Regions from separate parts of the Mus musculus genome. Here region 1 is linked to region 2. The links are chromatin loops, found by intact Hi-C in ENCODE. Cell type or tissue: left cerebral cortex. All regions are shown on one strand. Each heading gives the region's core, and the rest is flanking DNA. Links, peaks and the distances in the headings are about the cores only.

Region 1 (8,003 bases), core at 1,666-5,665, 250 kb before region 2:
TTGATGTTTTGCTGCTGAGTTTCTGAGCAACTGTAGTTGGCCATGGGTCCCATGGGATGGGAATAACATGTTTTCTGCAGATGCTGTTGGCACTTTGTCTGAATCCAGGAAAATGAATGTGTCCGTCACGGTCTCTTCCTATGTTTGTCAAGTTTTTGACTAAGTTAGAATCTGATTATTCCATTTAATCATTTATGTGAAAATACAGGCAAACCTGCATTTGCTTATTACACTGTGCCAGGATTAAGATTTCAGAAACAGAAGTCAAAATTTTCTGAAGCCTCACTAGTTACGAGCACACGGGGAAAGGGGACTGAATAAACATGCGCACTGTGCGGCACTGTTCAAGGAGGATGTGGGGTTGGCACACACATCCTGCACTAAGATGCAAAGCTTCTTGAAGTATTAGCTCCATGCCTTATATGCTTTGCTTCTCTGTATCTAGGACTGTTCAGGGTAAGGGTAAGCTTAAGAGTCACTGGTTGAATGAGTGGTACTGGCTGATAGGGCATGTGGTCACCAAAGAAAAGCTTGTTAGAGCAGACATTCAATACGTATGCGAGCCAGGTTCGGCTCTGGTGTAAACATGAGATATTTCATTGACTACAGAAAAAGAGAGAGTAATGACTGAGGTTTCCACAGACAGTGAAGATCAGGACCGAGAGGTTTCTAAGATGCTTCAGCTTGAAGGGCCAGGGCCGAAACATAAAGCCAGCGTCTCTGGTCAGCTTGTGCCCTTCATCATCCCATGCAATAATCTAATATACATGAGCATTAATGTGTAGAACTTTCATTCAGATCAGATCAACATCTGATAAATTGCAGACACAGTGACCAAATATTACTATAGAGGATGGCAATAATTTTTTAATAGTGCCTGTGTAAGTACGTTGTGATTGCTTTGTAAAAGTAAATAGATGCGAGCTACAGGGCTTACAATGTTAACTCTCATCACTTGAAAAGCAAAACTAGACAGGTCTCTATGATTTCAAGACCAATCTCCTGCACCTAGGAAGCTCCAGGCTAGCCAGAGCTCCACGAGGAGACTCTATTTCAAAATAAGGGAACAAACAAACAAATGGAAACCATAAGCAGAAATGTATTTAGTCTACATGCCTTAAACTTCACCCAAGAACAAAAGCACTCAAATTGACGCAAGTCTCCTCCTCAAATAAAAGGGGTAATTATTTCTCTTGTTTATGTTACCATTTGGAAATAGTAAAAGTTTGAGTAGCAAATAAAGGGTCTCATCAAAGCTGAGATGCCTTCTTCATCATTCATAATTATTACATTTTAAAGATAAGATGGCAATAAAGTGCAGTTTTACCATAAACCAGATATTGTGCATCTGAACTTCCTCCTGTCGGGTAGTAGCGGCTGATGCTTTCCCCTGGCTCTTCTCCCCTCGGAGTTGCTCACCTACTTAATTACATCATCAAACACTGGATATAAAAGGCACACAGGGCCCCATGCGGGCTTTGTTCAGATGGAGTTTGGGAGTAAATAAAAATGATCCTAAAAAGTCTTGCAAAGATAACATAGACGTCACGGTTCCGCTGCCTCTCCGTTTGGTGGATACCAACTATGAAACATCATCGCCAGTTCTACTGTCTGAAATGAAAGGAGTTTTAGAGTGAATTCATGGACCCTCCAGTTTACTAGGTCCCACCCACTTTGCTGGTTCTATATGAGTTTGAGGCACTCTGACTCAGGATGGAATGGGGACTCTTGCATCCTCCAGCTTAGATAAGAATAAAACATATAGCCCTTTCTTCATGCTCATCTCTGAATCTACCTGGCTTTGGGTCTCTGTCTGAGAGAGCCAATCGACTGAGAAGAGCCATCAAATATACATTTTTGAGTAAAGAAGAGAGAAAAGTTATACTTCATAACAAGGAAAAATGCAGAAAATATAGCTTTAAACTGTTGTATTTCCTGATAACTCCAGAGAGCCAAATAGTATCAGTTGTGCATCTTTAGAGAGTATGTAGATTCCCTGGTGACACTGTAATCCACTCATTTGTGCACAATAGATGTGTCCATTACACGCTTGAGCAGTCTTCAGGGTCTTTCCCTCCATCCTTAACCATCAGGCCCTCAGCAGAAGATTCTAGTTCACTGCTCATGCCGATCCCCCAAATCATCCCTTTAATACAGAATTTCAGAGTTGCTATTTTTTAAATATCTGAATTTGTTTGGTAGTTCTTCTGAAGGCCAACGTGCTAATTTTAGGAAACAAGTTGGTTCCACTTAATGGTTGGATTTAACAGGTTCGCTAGCCCTGGCTTCTCCTCTGATCTTATGCCACAATCCTAAATGTTCTTTTTAGTATGGATACCATGACTCTTCCTTATTCTGAACAAACCCATTCATACAAAGAGATGCGAGTGGGGAGGGGCGTTTGTCCTGGTAATAGCATTGCTTTGAAGTCCTTCAGAGCTGAGCATCAAAACCTCAGGCACCTGGGCCCCATAAATGTTCAGTTTAATGGCTCCCCAGAGCTTTCAGCTGCTTCTGAGGCAATGAATTGGGAGCTTTTGGATTTTTATTCAGACTAGTTGCCCGGTGTGGAAGGTGTTTGTTGTAGCAACCCCTAGACTATACGTAAGATTGTCCCTTCACACCTCTCCTTTCCTAAGCCCCATGCTCCCCAGTGGGATAACAGAGAGTGTGGGCTACCTCACCTTCATGGAAGCAGAAGGGGGGTTATAATTTGTAGTGGGGCAGGTATGAGGATGTGGGGATGAGTGAAGTAAACATTTCCCATTTTAAGAAAGCACAGGAGGAAGCTGAGAGTAGAGTTAGACGTCTACTGAAGCTAGCCTTGCTCAAGTGTCTCCAGGAAAGTCTTTTACGGTATCCTGTGACTGTGCAAATCCAAGTTTACAAACTGATTTAGAGACCAGCATCATCATAAGGTCTTGTAGGGTCCCCTGCTCTCATCTGTTCTCTGAGCCTCTGCTTAGGAACACAGGAAGGAGAGACTGAGTATTCTTCAGGTTATTTGGACTAAGAGCAAAAAGGGAAAGTACAGCTTTTCTGACTGGATTCTTAACTCCTAACATAGCACCAGGATAATCTAAGCCTGAGGGAGCATGTATTTCTGAACCTTCAAATTTTTAGCTGAACATTGTGGTTTGAATAATTGTTGGCTTTAGGTGGATAATTCTGTTGGTGTTAGGATTTTAGGATTCTGGAAAGTCACTTCTAAGGAAAACCTCAAATTCTGTAGTTAGTTTTGAGTCTTCTGTGACTCATTTCGATCCAGACCAAGACATATGGTATGGAGTGAGAATCGTGGCTCCTCCCTCCCTGAGCATCTTTCCTCCCCTACACAGATTGCAGAATACTACATGGTATGTGATGATTTCATAAATACCAAGTGTAAAGGGAAACTCTCACATTTAAGTGGCACTAAAATCAGCACAAAGAAGCAGAGCACACACCGCAGCCTTTACACTGTGTTCTGTGAGTGTCTTTGTCATTTTTTCTTCAGATTGTAAATCCCCAAATGGTATGACTGTGTGCATACTTTACTACAAATAGCAGAACAGTTGGCTAGTTCAAGGAAAACTCTCAACTAGCAAAGACGTAAAGTGATCAGACATATATTTGTACTGTGTATTCAAGTGCAGCATTTAAGGTAAGTATATTTGAATAGTTATTCTTTATTTTTTGCATAAGTGACTATCTGTCCAAACTGCGTTTGATAATGAGGTTATGCAGTGTCTCCAGACTTGGGTGTGTCAACACACTCTCCCTAGTTGTTTTCTTCCTTCCCTTGGCTTATTTGTCTTTATTATCCAAGCGAAGCACATGTAAAGCAGTTGAGTAGTGAATTATGTGTAGAACCCCATGTTGGTTTTATAGGTTAAACAATTTTCAAGAACTTGTACCTTCACCTAAAACAGTCAAGCAGAATATTCCAGCTTTGGAAAACTGATCTTTTTTTTCACTCTTGTCTCCCTCCAGTCCAGAAAGGAGACACATCCTTCACTGGCAACATTGTTGCTACTTGGCCCAAAGTAACTCATCTGGGAGCTTGGCTCATTGGACTAATGTGTCTTCTGCAGAGAGAGGAGGGGATGTGACAAGCTGAACAGAGCACTTTGAATAGTCATGCTTTACTGTGATTCTGTTGGTGTTAGGATTTTAGGCTTCTAGAAAATTGTTACCAAATCATTGCTTGTACAGTGAGCCTCAAGAAATAAACATAAACAGTGAACAACCCTGGAACGTGGAGAGATAGTGGTCTGGATTCTTTAATAATTTCTCATTCTCTTTCGAGTCCTCTCTGATCCTTGATCCCTTCTCCCTATCTCCTTCCTGTGGCTGATTCTTGATCTGAGGAAGGCTACTGTGATGTGGAGCCTCATCTACTTAAAGATACATGGCTTCCTTATGGTCTTCCCCTCTAGCACAGCTGTCAGCACAAATGTGGTAGGACCCAGAGGGTTTGCCTTAGTCAGGGTTTGTATTTCTGCACAAAACATCATGACCAAGAAGCAAGTTGGGGAGGAAAGGGTTTATTTAGCTTACAATTCCACACTGCTGTTCATCACCAAGGAAGTCAGGACTGGAACTCAAGCAGGTCAGGAAGCAGGAGCTGATGCAGAGGCCATGGAGGGATGTTACTTGCATACCATGGCTTGCTCAGCTTGCTTTCTTATAGAACCTAAGACTACCAGCCTAGGAATGGCACCACTCACAATGGGCTAGTCCCTCTCCCGTTGATCACTAATTAAGAAATGCCTTACAGCTGGATCTCATGGAGGCATTTCCTCAGGGGAGGTTCCTTTCTCTGTGACAACTCCAGCTTGTGTCAAGTTGCACACAAAACCAGCCGGTAGAGGGTTCCTGTGCCATTTCTGATTGGTCATCAATGGTTGCATTCTGTTTGCAAGCATAGAAAATCCAGAACCAAGCTTTCGAGGTGCTCAAGAAAGACATTCTTAACTTCTATGCCTTGTGTGGATGCTGCCTCCAGAAACTGGTCACTGTTCTGGTTATTCTGTTGTTGTAGGCTCAGTACTGCACATCTCAGATGGTGACTGTATTGGAGATAGATCTTTAAATAAGTAATGAGTGTAAAGATCCCCAATCCAGGCTGACTTGTGTCCTTACAATAAATAGCCGTAGACACAGATGTTCACACACAGAAAGGCTGGGACATTACAAACGTGGTGGTCATCCATGAGCCAATGAGAGAAGCTGGCGATGATCTTTCCTCAATAGTCCTCAGGAGCAATCAACTCTGTAGACACTGGCCCAAAGTCAGTGTTTTTAGCTCCGGGAAGCCCAAGAAGATAAATGCATGCTGTGTAGGTCACCTGCCTGTTCTGTGATATGATTTTATGACAGTCTTAGTGAGCTAACCAACTTTTTTATAATAGCTGAAAGCTTTTATTACCTGGTCCTGAAAAGCTGAAGTAAGTCTCTGTCCGGCAGTGGGTGCAGGGAAATAAAGGGGGTGGGAGAGAGCCCGTGTCTGATGCTCTGGGGCGGGCAGGACTGCTGCATGCTTACTTCGCTGCCCAGGTGGGCATCTGGCTGTGGAAAGCCATGGAACTACAGTCTGTGGAGGTAGAGAGGGAGCAATCCGGGGTCTCTGGGCCAGAAATGACAGGTTCTCAGTCTTGGACATCCCAGACATTGCTGTATGTCTCGGACCAGCTGAGAACGGGCCCTAGGACAGACTCTGGTCCAGGGGCTAAAGGGAGGGTAGGGGGAGAACCCTGGCAGTTTACCGCTGGGATAAGAGAATCTGGTTAGCTCAGGTTGCTAGCGTGGAGGGCAAGGGTGGCTTGGGTTGGCCACGTGGAGAGAGTGGGGAAGGGAGGGGGAGAAGGAGAGATAGAATGAGAATAAGAGAGGTGAGAGCTTAAGAGATCTAGGAGGGGCCAAGCAACTCCTTTTATAGCTGTGGGGAGGAGCATACCTGGCTATTATCAGGTAACTGTGGGGGTGGAGTCTAGCTAGAATGCTAGGAGCTTGGGACTTTGCTTGACTGATAGTCACAGGATCATGGAGTTGGGGGTTCCATGGTGTCAGGCACCTATGCCTATCTGGGAGCATGGCTCACTGTTCTGTCCCTTGTAGAGTTTCTACTGGGTCTTCGGAGTAAGTCTTGCTCAGCCAAAAAACAGGCTGCCTTTCACAGTCCCACAGTCTTTATAAGAACTGCAGAGTCACAGAAAACACATGATTGATTGACTATTGGCAGAGTGGCAGTAATGGGTGCCTTAATGTATCTACATCCTTATAGACCAGTGGCTTAAAAACAGCCCAAATTTATTTCACACAGTTCTGGAGTGTAGGCAGTTCAGGGTGGTAGGTGACATCCGCAGAGGGTTGACTTCTTCACTCGCAGGTGGCTGCCTCCTGTCTCTGTCCCCACACTGCCTGCGTATCAGGACTCTTAAGGTGATTTCTTTTCCCTTTTTTCTCTTTTTCCATGGTTCTAATCTCATTTGTGAGAGGGCTGAACTCCTTTCTAAACTCTCCCCAAAGTCCCCATTTCCTAATAGTGTCACATTGGAGGTTAGGATTTCAATTCATACATCGGAGTGTGCATGTTAAGCCCGAAGTCCATTACTTAACACACTGATATTCGAAGCCAAAGGCTCAAAAGGGAGATAAGATCCAAACCTAGCACAAATTTGAGGAAAACCCCATTGAGAGGAGAATGGGAATAAGAGACCAGTGAGCTCAGCTAGGGCAAGTTAAGTCCACTCAACAGTCAAGTTCCTCCCTTTAGGATAACTTGTATATTGTATGGATATATCACCAGTCAATTAAAAAGCCTATGACCTATGGCCTATGGCTTAGACAGGAAGTAGAGATGGGACATCTGGGAGGAGAAAGAATTCTGGGATAGAGCCAGAGGCTGGAGAGCCACCTGGGAAGATGTGAGGAGACAGATGATGGCACCCGAGCCCAGGTAACCAGCCACATGGCAAAATGTAGGTTAAAGTAATTGGGTTATTTTAGTTATGATCTAGTCAGTGTAGAGCCTAGCTATGTGGCCAAGGTATTTGTAAATATATTTTAAGTCTGAGTCTTATTTCTGGGAGCATGGGGCTGGGAGGATGAACCAGGACCTAACTTCAACACCTCCCACCCCTCAGTGCCTGGTACCGACTGGGATATAAAATCGATCATTTGAAACTGGTGATCCATTTTTCTTTGACTGCTATTATTTTTCTGAAACAGTTATAAACATTTATAAATTAACAAAAATACTGGGGGAGGGGTCAAAATGCTGAAGGAAAAGAAGGAACAGCAGGGAGCTAAACCGGTAACATAAATTGCACAAAGCACGCATGGAACAGCCCTGCAAACTGTGGGTTTCCAACGGGATAGGATCACATTGTTTTATAGTTGCCATTAATTTGTCGTTCTCTCTGTGCGATGGGCTATGATACTCCTTATCTGTGGTGATTATGCGCCTTTTGTATCGCGCAGTTCCTTCTCTACATGGCTTGCTTCGAGATATTTACAGTAATATCATCTCTATTGTTTAGGATCCAATAAAAATAATCTGTGGTAAATTAGAAGAACAGATTTAGAAGGAACTTCAAATCGCTGGGTACGAGGGACACAAGTGGTTTTTAATTTTCCTTCCTCCACTCATCTGTATTTTGAAATTTTGTACACTTTGAGATGACAAGAACAAGGGAGAAAATCAACGCGTCTTTGAAACCCTCCCGTCAGTGATTACAGCGAGCATTTTGTTATATTATTTCCACTCCGTGTCCCTACCATTTACCTCTGTTTTGACAAAACTACACTATTTGAAAATCTGTTTCTCAACTGATTTAAAATTACACCAACATAGCATCTGAGTAGTCTTTCCATCTCCCATGTAAACTGCGAGCCCTTGTGATAAGAGGCCACATCTCTCTGTGTCTCTGGGGTTCACCATATCGCTGCCACTGTGCTTTAAAATTAGCTCAGTGGTTGCTGGAAGACTTCCTGAACTTCTGGGACTAGAAGGTAACAGA
Region 2 (8,003 bases), core at 2,149-6,148:
CCTATTCAGGGATCATATTACAGAAGACATCAGCAGTAGCACAGTCTCCACCTGGTCCTTGATAGATGTCTTATTTTATACCTTCCTGTATAGCTCATGGCACAGGGGAAGGAGGTTTCAGGCTAGCCCCTCTCCTCTCTGGAGTCCTTGCATCAGTGGCTGCAGCATGTTGGAGCGTGCGATCTCCTCTTTGATCCCCTTCCTGTCCTCTATGCTCAGAGAGCAATGTTGTCATCCCAAGTATTTCTCCTCCCCTTTGACACCACACAGCATAGGTCTTGGGGTGAGCAAGGTCTCTTCTTTCCCAGGAATTAAAGGAAAATACAGCAAAATAGGACTATCAAAATAAAGCATAAACTGGTTTGCTGGATTGTCCTACGATAGTATAAATTATGGCTTGTGCTGCCAGTAAGTTTTCTCCTAACATAAAAGGAGAATCACACATGTAATCCCCAATGTGAAAAAGACATGCGCCTCTGGAGGAGACAGAACAGCCCAGCCCAGCCCAGATTCACTTAAACTTCTATTTTCGCATACACAGCAACAAAACTTGCAGCTACATCGCAAGCATCAATGTGAGGTTTTACTGATACGATGCTTCCCACTGGGTCCTTGAACAAAATTTTGGCAAACATGGTGATACTTGAATTTTTCTTAATATTTACCAAAACGAATCATTTATAGAGTAGGTATCTGATTTATATTTCCATTTATCCAACATGATATAGTCCCTGACAGAAAGCTGAATGGCACATACTGCAGGACCCCACAGAATTTCATCTCCCAAGTTCTGAGTTGATAGTGTTTGTCTCTCAGAGCCCCTCATGCATGTTCTCCACATCAGTGGTCACATTATCTGCATTCAGTGTTGAATGGCACTGTAAGGAGAGAGTATGGCAATGCTATCCGATCACCCCTCTTATCCCTCTACCCCTAGCTTTCCTTGAATGTCATACTGTCCAGTACATGTGCTAAGTCAGAGCAACCATTAACTCAAAATGAGATCAAATTGACACCTGTTCATCACTGGATGATTTTGACACAGATGTATTCCCATTCAGATTCTCACTGTGGTAAATGGAGTGAGATGCGGCCCAAAACACACCTTGAAGGCTGTTTTGCGATCTCAGAGCTGAAGCAGAGATTCTGCAGTGATTGAGGCAGATGGTAGCAACCATTCATGCTTGACCACTCAGCATTGGGTTCTGTTTAGTACAGGAAAAGCCTTAACACGACTCTTGGGAGGCCGGTCAACTTGCTAAAGATCATCTATACTCTTACTAGAACCTTTGGAAATGTCCAGCAGACACTGGAAACAGAAACAAAGTATATGCAGACGTGACTAGGGACACAGTCTTTTAAGACAGGCATGCTACAGAAGTGACAGAAAAAAGCCAGAGAACTTGTAAGCATGAGGGGGTTCCAAAGTGCTTTGTCAGCTCAGAGTTGCATTTCATAGACAGAGTAGAGAGAAAGCTCCTACATATAGGGCCATCACTAACTGTCAGAAAGAGATTGGATGCACTGATTAGCGTCAAGTTACTATCACAAACTATATGCAGCAACTTAATGATGAAGGGAAACGGTTGATTTAGGTTTAGGTTTCATAGGTACATAGTGTGACTAAATTGGTTCAGTTCTTAGGGGGAAGCACGTAATGAGGTAAAAAGTGTCAGAGCAAAATGCTCACACCTACAGCCAGAGTGCAGACGAGAGAAGGGGGATTACTGAATCTGTTATGAAAGTACACCAGTGACCAGGGTGACTCCCACTAGGTCCTGCTTCTTCTTATTTAAGGGAGAAAGGGATTCACGTAGCTTATATATACCTCTGGGTCATGGCCCGTCATTGAGGGAAGTCAGGGTGAGGACTGTAGCTGGATAGCAAGATAGAAACCATAGAATAATATTTCTAGCTAGCTTGCTCAAAGTCTCATGCTCAGCTGACTTTCTAATTCATTGTAGGACCACCTCCAGGTGGTGCTGCCCACAGTGGGCTGAGCCCCCTCACATCAACGAACAACTAAGATAATCTCCACAAATATCCCCAAAGTCTAATCTGATCTGGACAATTAAGACTTCCTTCTCCTACGACTCTAGGCATGTCAAGTTGACAGTTAAGGACAACTATGAAGACATCCTGAAAAAAACTGAAATTAGACATATGCACAGCAGCCTTGATAATTAGACACAGTAACCAAATGAGAAACAGAATGTTAAGCTATGAAACTGTATAGCAGTAATGAATCTGGAGAGCTAGACTGGCTATTAGAAGTATGCATCCTGACATAGCCTCAGCCGAGGTAATGAGATCTTTACTGCCTTGCTCTTGGGTGAGACATACAGTCTTTCTCCATTTCTCTGTGTATATCTTAACTTCAGAGGCCAGAAGCAGTCACTGTAGCATGAGTGGAATGGCGCTGGGGTGGGAGCCAGGCTTTTAATAGAGCATATTACTAAATAGGACATAAAGAAGACAGGAGAAGATTCTGCTCCTCACTCAAATGGCAATGAGCATAGAACACAGGCACCCTGCAGCAAAACGGGTATAGAGAGCTTCAAACTCAACTACTCCTCATTATCCACGGGAATGTGATTAGCATGGAGCTCAGCCAAGTCTTTCAGTGATGCTCTCACTGTCTGCATAGGAGAGGGCTTGAGGAGGAAGCAGAATTCCCACTCTGTGCAAGCGCTTCCAGGGATTCACGTAGGGATGAAAATCCAAATATCTGTCATCGCAAAAGATATTTACCCACCATCTTACTTTCACCTTGTTCATATGGATGTTTTAGCATCAGAAGCTAGCACAGTACCACTAATAACTTGCTATTTGTTTGAATTTCTAGGCTGAACAACTCGAAGGCCACTTTGTGTTCAAGTGTCTAATTACGTTAGTGACGAGGTGATCAAAGTTTCGCAGCTGTGCAGAACAGAAACACATGTTATTTTAGAACTAAAAAAAAAAATCAGAACCAGATCTTGCGCTGTTTGCTGTATATAGACTTGAACCCAAAGTATAGTGTTGTCATGTTAAGATGGTTTGAACTGTGCCTTTTGAGTTCCACTTTGTGTAATTGCTGAGACCCCCCCATCTGAAAGGAAATGTATAAACCGTCTTTGGATATGGATCTACTTGTAAATGCAGAAGTCATGATCAGTGCCTGTTGATACAGTGAGTCAGTCCACTTGATTCTGTGCTGTTTATATTAATTGCACTTGGAGAATTCTTTATACAGGGCACATTAGTTATTACAAACAAAAATAAATCACAGAATATAAAGATGAGACCTCTGAGTGATTCAAATTTAAGCCTATTGTTCAGTGTTCAGTCTACAGACCTAAGCCTTGTATTTATCTCACGGTACCATCTAAGGTAGAAATATTAATAATGGAACTGTACTAGGTGCAGTGTCTTTGATCAGAACCCTGGCAGGAACAGAGGCTCCTATTGGAGAATTTACTACAAAAGCAACCTAAGAAAGGTTCTGAAATAATTGCATAGGATTTTATTGTTTCAATTTACATGGGAAAGACAATTTTGGTCACATCTGACTCCTTGTTTCCTTAGTTACTCTTTCTGTGTTAGCAGTTATTATCTTTCAACCTCCCAACAAAAGAACTGTATTTGAGCAATTGCCACTCCAGGACCTGTGTGGAAATGAGCAGTCTGAACACATGCCCCACCCCAGTCCCCAGCTTATTAAACATGCTTTTCTAATTCACCTGGGAACAGAGTGCTTGGCTTCCCTGTAACTGAGGGGTAGGAGTCACTAAACAATTGAGTCACTAAACAATTGAGGCGATGTTTATGTATTTCCTTTTGAATCAAAACCAGATGAGTGCACACCTTTCCACCTACAGTGTTGTTAAAGTATCAACACCCATATGAATAACAATGGTCTGAGGCATAGAGTAGAGTATAAAAAACAGTAAGTAAAAAAAATTTTAAAACATCTTACTTTGGGCTATGAATATATTTAGAAACATTTTCTTTAGTTCACTACAAAATAAAAAGCTTGTTAGTACATGAAAATTATGTTTGGTGTTCTCTGTCTGTCTGTCTCTGTCTGTCTGTCTGTCTGTCTGTCTGTCTCTCTCCCTCTGTGTGTGTGTGTGTTCACATACAATTGAAATGATTTACACAGGGATATTTATTGCCCCATTCACACCATTCTACGTGGAAGAAGACTCCCATGCAAGCTGTGCTCACTTGCTCTCAGTGAGACGGACTCAAACTCCATCTTTAAGTATTACCTTTATCAACTGCCAGGGGTTAGGGGAAAAGTAAATGTTGAATTTAGAATTTCCAAACTTACTGATTCCTTCACTAAAGGAGATCAAAGCTGCTTCCTCTTAGACATTAAAATCCCTGAGAATTACCAAGGTGTCCTCCTCCTCCTCTTCACTCTTGATGAGCCAGGAAATCGAAATTGGCCAGATCTTGCCTCCCTAAGAAGTCTATGTAGAGAGCTAAATTTCTGCCCATTCTTTCTCTCACCAAGAGGCATCAGTGAATCACTCCACTCTGTTTAGTTGACTCATCTCCTGCTTGTGGCTCTCAAGAACAGTTATTTGAGTAGTCTGGGAATGTCATTCAGGATCCTTCTCTAAATCTCCACAGAGAATTTCCTCAGCCCAGCAGTGCTACTGCCTGTGGCCTCTGTCTCCTCCTGCCCTCCTGATCCTCCTACCCAGCTCATCAGGGAGAATTTGTGTGTTCTACATCATCATGTGATTGGTTGCGCTATTTCAGTCTGTGATATTGTATTTAGCTTTAGTTTTCTAGTTAAGCATTCTTTTTTTTTATGGTTTTAGAGCTTTATTGTAGAAAGGCAGGGAGAAAAAGAGAAGGGAGAGAGAGAGAGAGAGAGGGAGAGAGAGAGAGAGCGGCCATGGCCATGTGGAGAGAGGGGGGAGGGGAAAGAGAGAAGGAGGGCTAGAGAGTAAGAAAGGTGAGGGCTTAAAGAGCAAGTTATGCATTCTTATTGCTTAAAGTCCCAACCATCATATCACTGTGCCCGTGGACCACACCCCATTTCCAGCACAAACATTCTCTGCACCTTCACTGCACCTAGGTCATTATTGGCCAGTTCTGTCTTCTTGTAGGATCAGGGCTTCATATGGACAAGTCCTCCACCTTTATTAGATGGGAATCTTCTCCCACAGAACTTAGGAAATTCACAATTAATTCTTACTAAAGTGTGAATAACCCACTGTGCCAAAGAAATACCTCTGCAACCCTGTCTTTCCTGGAGCATGTCCAATCTGCCGGCCATGATTGCTTAGGTACTGCTGGAGTTATTGCCTGGGTTGAAAAGCAGTTGTTTTTGTCTGTTTCCCAAGCACACACTGATCATTATTTTTCCTTTGCTAGTTTCTCTCCATATTGGTAGTTCATGAGATTCAGGTAGACTTAAGATCCCACAGTGGTTCATCAATTGTTGGGATGCTCATAGTTGAGGATTGACTTAGGAATGCACCACAGCCAAGCCAGTGAGTTACAGATATTTGCAGGGCATGGGCTGTTTGTGTGTAAACTGAAGACCTGGTTCTATTTTAAAAGCAGCTGCATGGTGGAACTTGGGAGTGCAGCCAATGGCAGCAAAGAGATGAGGTAAGAAAGCTGAGAGCTGACAGCAAGCTCCACGCAGTGATATGCAATTCCAGGTCTTGCTGAACTTCCATGGCATTTACTTTAAATTTCTGAGTCGTGGTAAATGGAAACAATTTCTTGTTTTGCTTCAACCATGGTGAGTGCATTTCTGCCAGTTACAGCTTGAAAAGTGCATCTAATTACAACATCTTGACACATTCAGCTCTTCACAGATTGCAGATTAAATATATATGAGTTTTATATATATTTACATTCTTCTTTTCTCAAACGTATGTAACGTTACTATAATAAGAACATACATTAAATTATTGATTGAATTTTGATCTGTTTGGAACTATACATCCTCTGACTGGATGGACCCTCAGATTCCAACAGTTTTCCTGAGGACATCAATCGTAAAGGCACATGCATCATTTGTTTCCAATAAGCATGTATTGATTGTGCTGCCTTTGAAAGCCTCTTTTGCCTTTATTTTTGTTCAGAGTATAATTGCTAAGACCCTGATGGGGGTGGACCACTGCTAGACAATGATGATCGAAATGGGCAACAGGTATCTAAAGGGTGATTCCAGCCAGTGAAAACACTGTCATGGTAGGCTAGCTACCCTGGAGAATCACGCATGGACTGCAGTATACTGAAAGGGGTCCTACTGAGTCTGCCTATTGACCTGAGTTGTAAACGCTTTATCACCATAGATTAATGTAGAAATTAATGACGTTAAGTGTGACATTTCCATACATGAGCATGGCATACATCAATTAAATCTGACCACCATTTCCATGCTCCCTCTCTAGAAACCTCACTTTCCCTTTCTGGTTGTTAGTTTTAGCTTCTATGTGTTGAGACACAGAGCAAAGACAGAGTTTTCTTTCTGTCTTTTCACTTATTTCCCTCAGATGATGACTTCCAGGTCCATCTTTCTTTATAAAAGAACAATGCTATGTTGTATGCATAGGATTCTTTCTTTATTCATTTGTTGATAGGTAGCTAGACTGATTTCATAGCTCAGCTCTTTTAAATAATTATGCAATGGACATATGGATACTGATATATCTTAAGTATCTCACAATTATTAATTAATAATAGTATTAATATCTACTGCCTATCTATCTAGAACTAGGGAATCTAAATCATGTGGTAGATCTATTTTTAGTTTTCTGAAGCCCCACTGTACTGTTATCTATAATGGCTATCCAAACAAGGTCCATTTATGAGAAACCCACAATCAACTTTATATGAGATGGTGAAGGCCTATGGGTATTTCTTGTAAGGCCAGGAGTGAAACAACAATGCTCCCCACCACTTCTGCTATTCAGTTCTGTACAGAAAACTTTAGCCAGCAGAGTTAAGAATGGAAAAACAAATAAAAGAATTATAAATAGCAAGCAAGGACTCAAATTATCCCTGTTTGCAAGTGAAATAACTCTACGAACAAGGAAACTTAAAGATCCCCAAGGAAAGATAACTATATCTGATGAATTCAGTAAACTGGCAGCATACAATTCAACACATGGAACATTAGTAGCATTTCTGGACTTCATCAGTAAACCTGTCAAAGAAAAAAAATCAGAGCTAAAAAGGTGAATACCAAAGAATGAACCTGACCATGGAAATAAGAGGCTTCTGTAAACTTGTGAGACACATTGAGAAGGACACCAATGTAGCTTGGGTTGGAAAAATTAGTACTAAAGTACCCAAATCAATTTAAAGACTCATTGCCATACCCACCAAAATACCATCAATGTTCTCAAGTGAACTGTAAAAATAATCTAAAATCCATACAGAGCTATAAAAACATCAAAATAGCCAAAGAAGTCTTGAGTCAAAAGAATAAAACTAGAGGCATTACAACACTTAATTTCAAGAACTATTACAGAGTCATCATAGCTGAAAAGGCATGGGATTGGCATATAAACAGACATGGAGACCAATAGCATAGAACAAAGGCCACAGAAATAAGCTAATGTTACTACAGCCAACTGACTTCCACCCAAGACTACACCACACTTGGAAAACGGGAGATGCATACACAGGAGAACTGCCACCTCAACCCTCTGCATAGAATTTGGACTTCGAAGCTGTTATGGAACACAGAGAGGAAGCAGCTCATCATGTCATCAGATTTCCAGGAAGTTTTTACATTAGCTTGAAATCATTATTTCAAGTTATATGATACTATTGATTTACAAAGACTGACCAACCTTTGACTAAAGGCCACATTTAACTCTGCCTGCTTCCTTCTTACTGCTCAGTCTGATAAGACAACACTTTGATGGTTTGAATAAGAAATGCTGACACCATTGCATACACTAGCAAGATTTTGCTGAAAGGACCCAGATATAGCTGTCTCTTGTGAGACTATGCCAGGGCCTAGCAAACACAGAAGTGGA

What was found. Hi-C counts contacts between places; a loop is a spot of excess contacts. Peaks named below come from ENCODE experiments on the same cell type or tissue, not always from the same donor. Only the 100,000 strongest peaks of a DNase experiment are listed, where the experiment ranks them.
Region 1: a loop joins it to region 2, with 13 times the contacts of the local background. A loop is called at or near these places in 2 of 42 quality-filtered maps.

What each region holds. Positions count from the first base shown.
Region 1 is chr3:154,665,363-154,673,365 of GRCm38, forward strand. It overlaps a transcript of Erich3 not described here. Among named protein-coding and RNA genes, the nearest start is that of Erich3, 42 kb to the right of the region's middle. In left cerebral cortex, for the core only: no CTCF peak of the experiment used is centred there; a DNase peak (open chromatin) is centred at 3,339.
Region 2 is chr3:154,911,235-154,919,237 of GRCm38, forward strand. The region is part of intron 17 of Tnni3k (TNNI3 interacting kinase); the gene reads right to left. Among named protein-coding and RNA genes, the nearest start is that of Tnni3k, 140 kb to the right of the region's middle. In left cerebral cortex, for the core only: no CTCF peak of the experiment used is centred there; DNase peaks (open chromatin) are centred at 2,552, 4,515 and 5,632.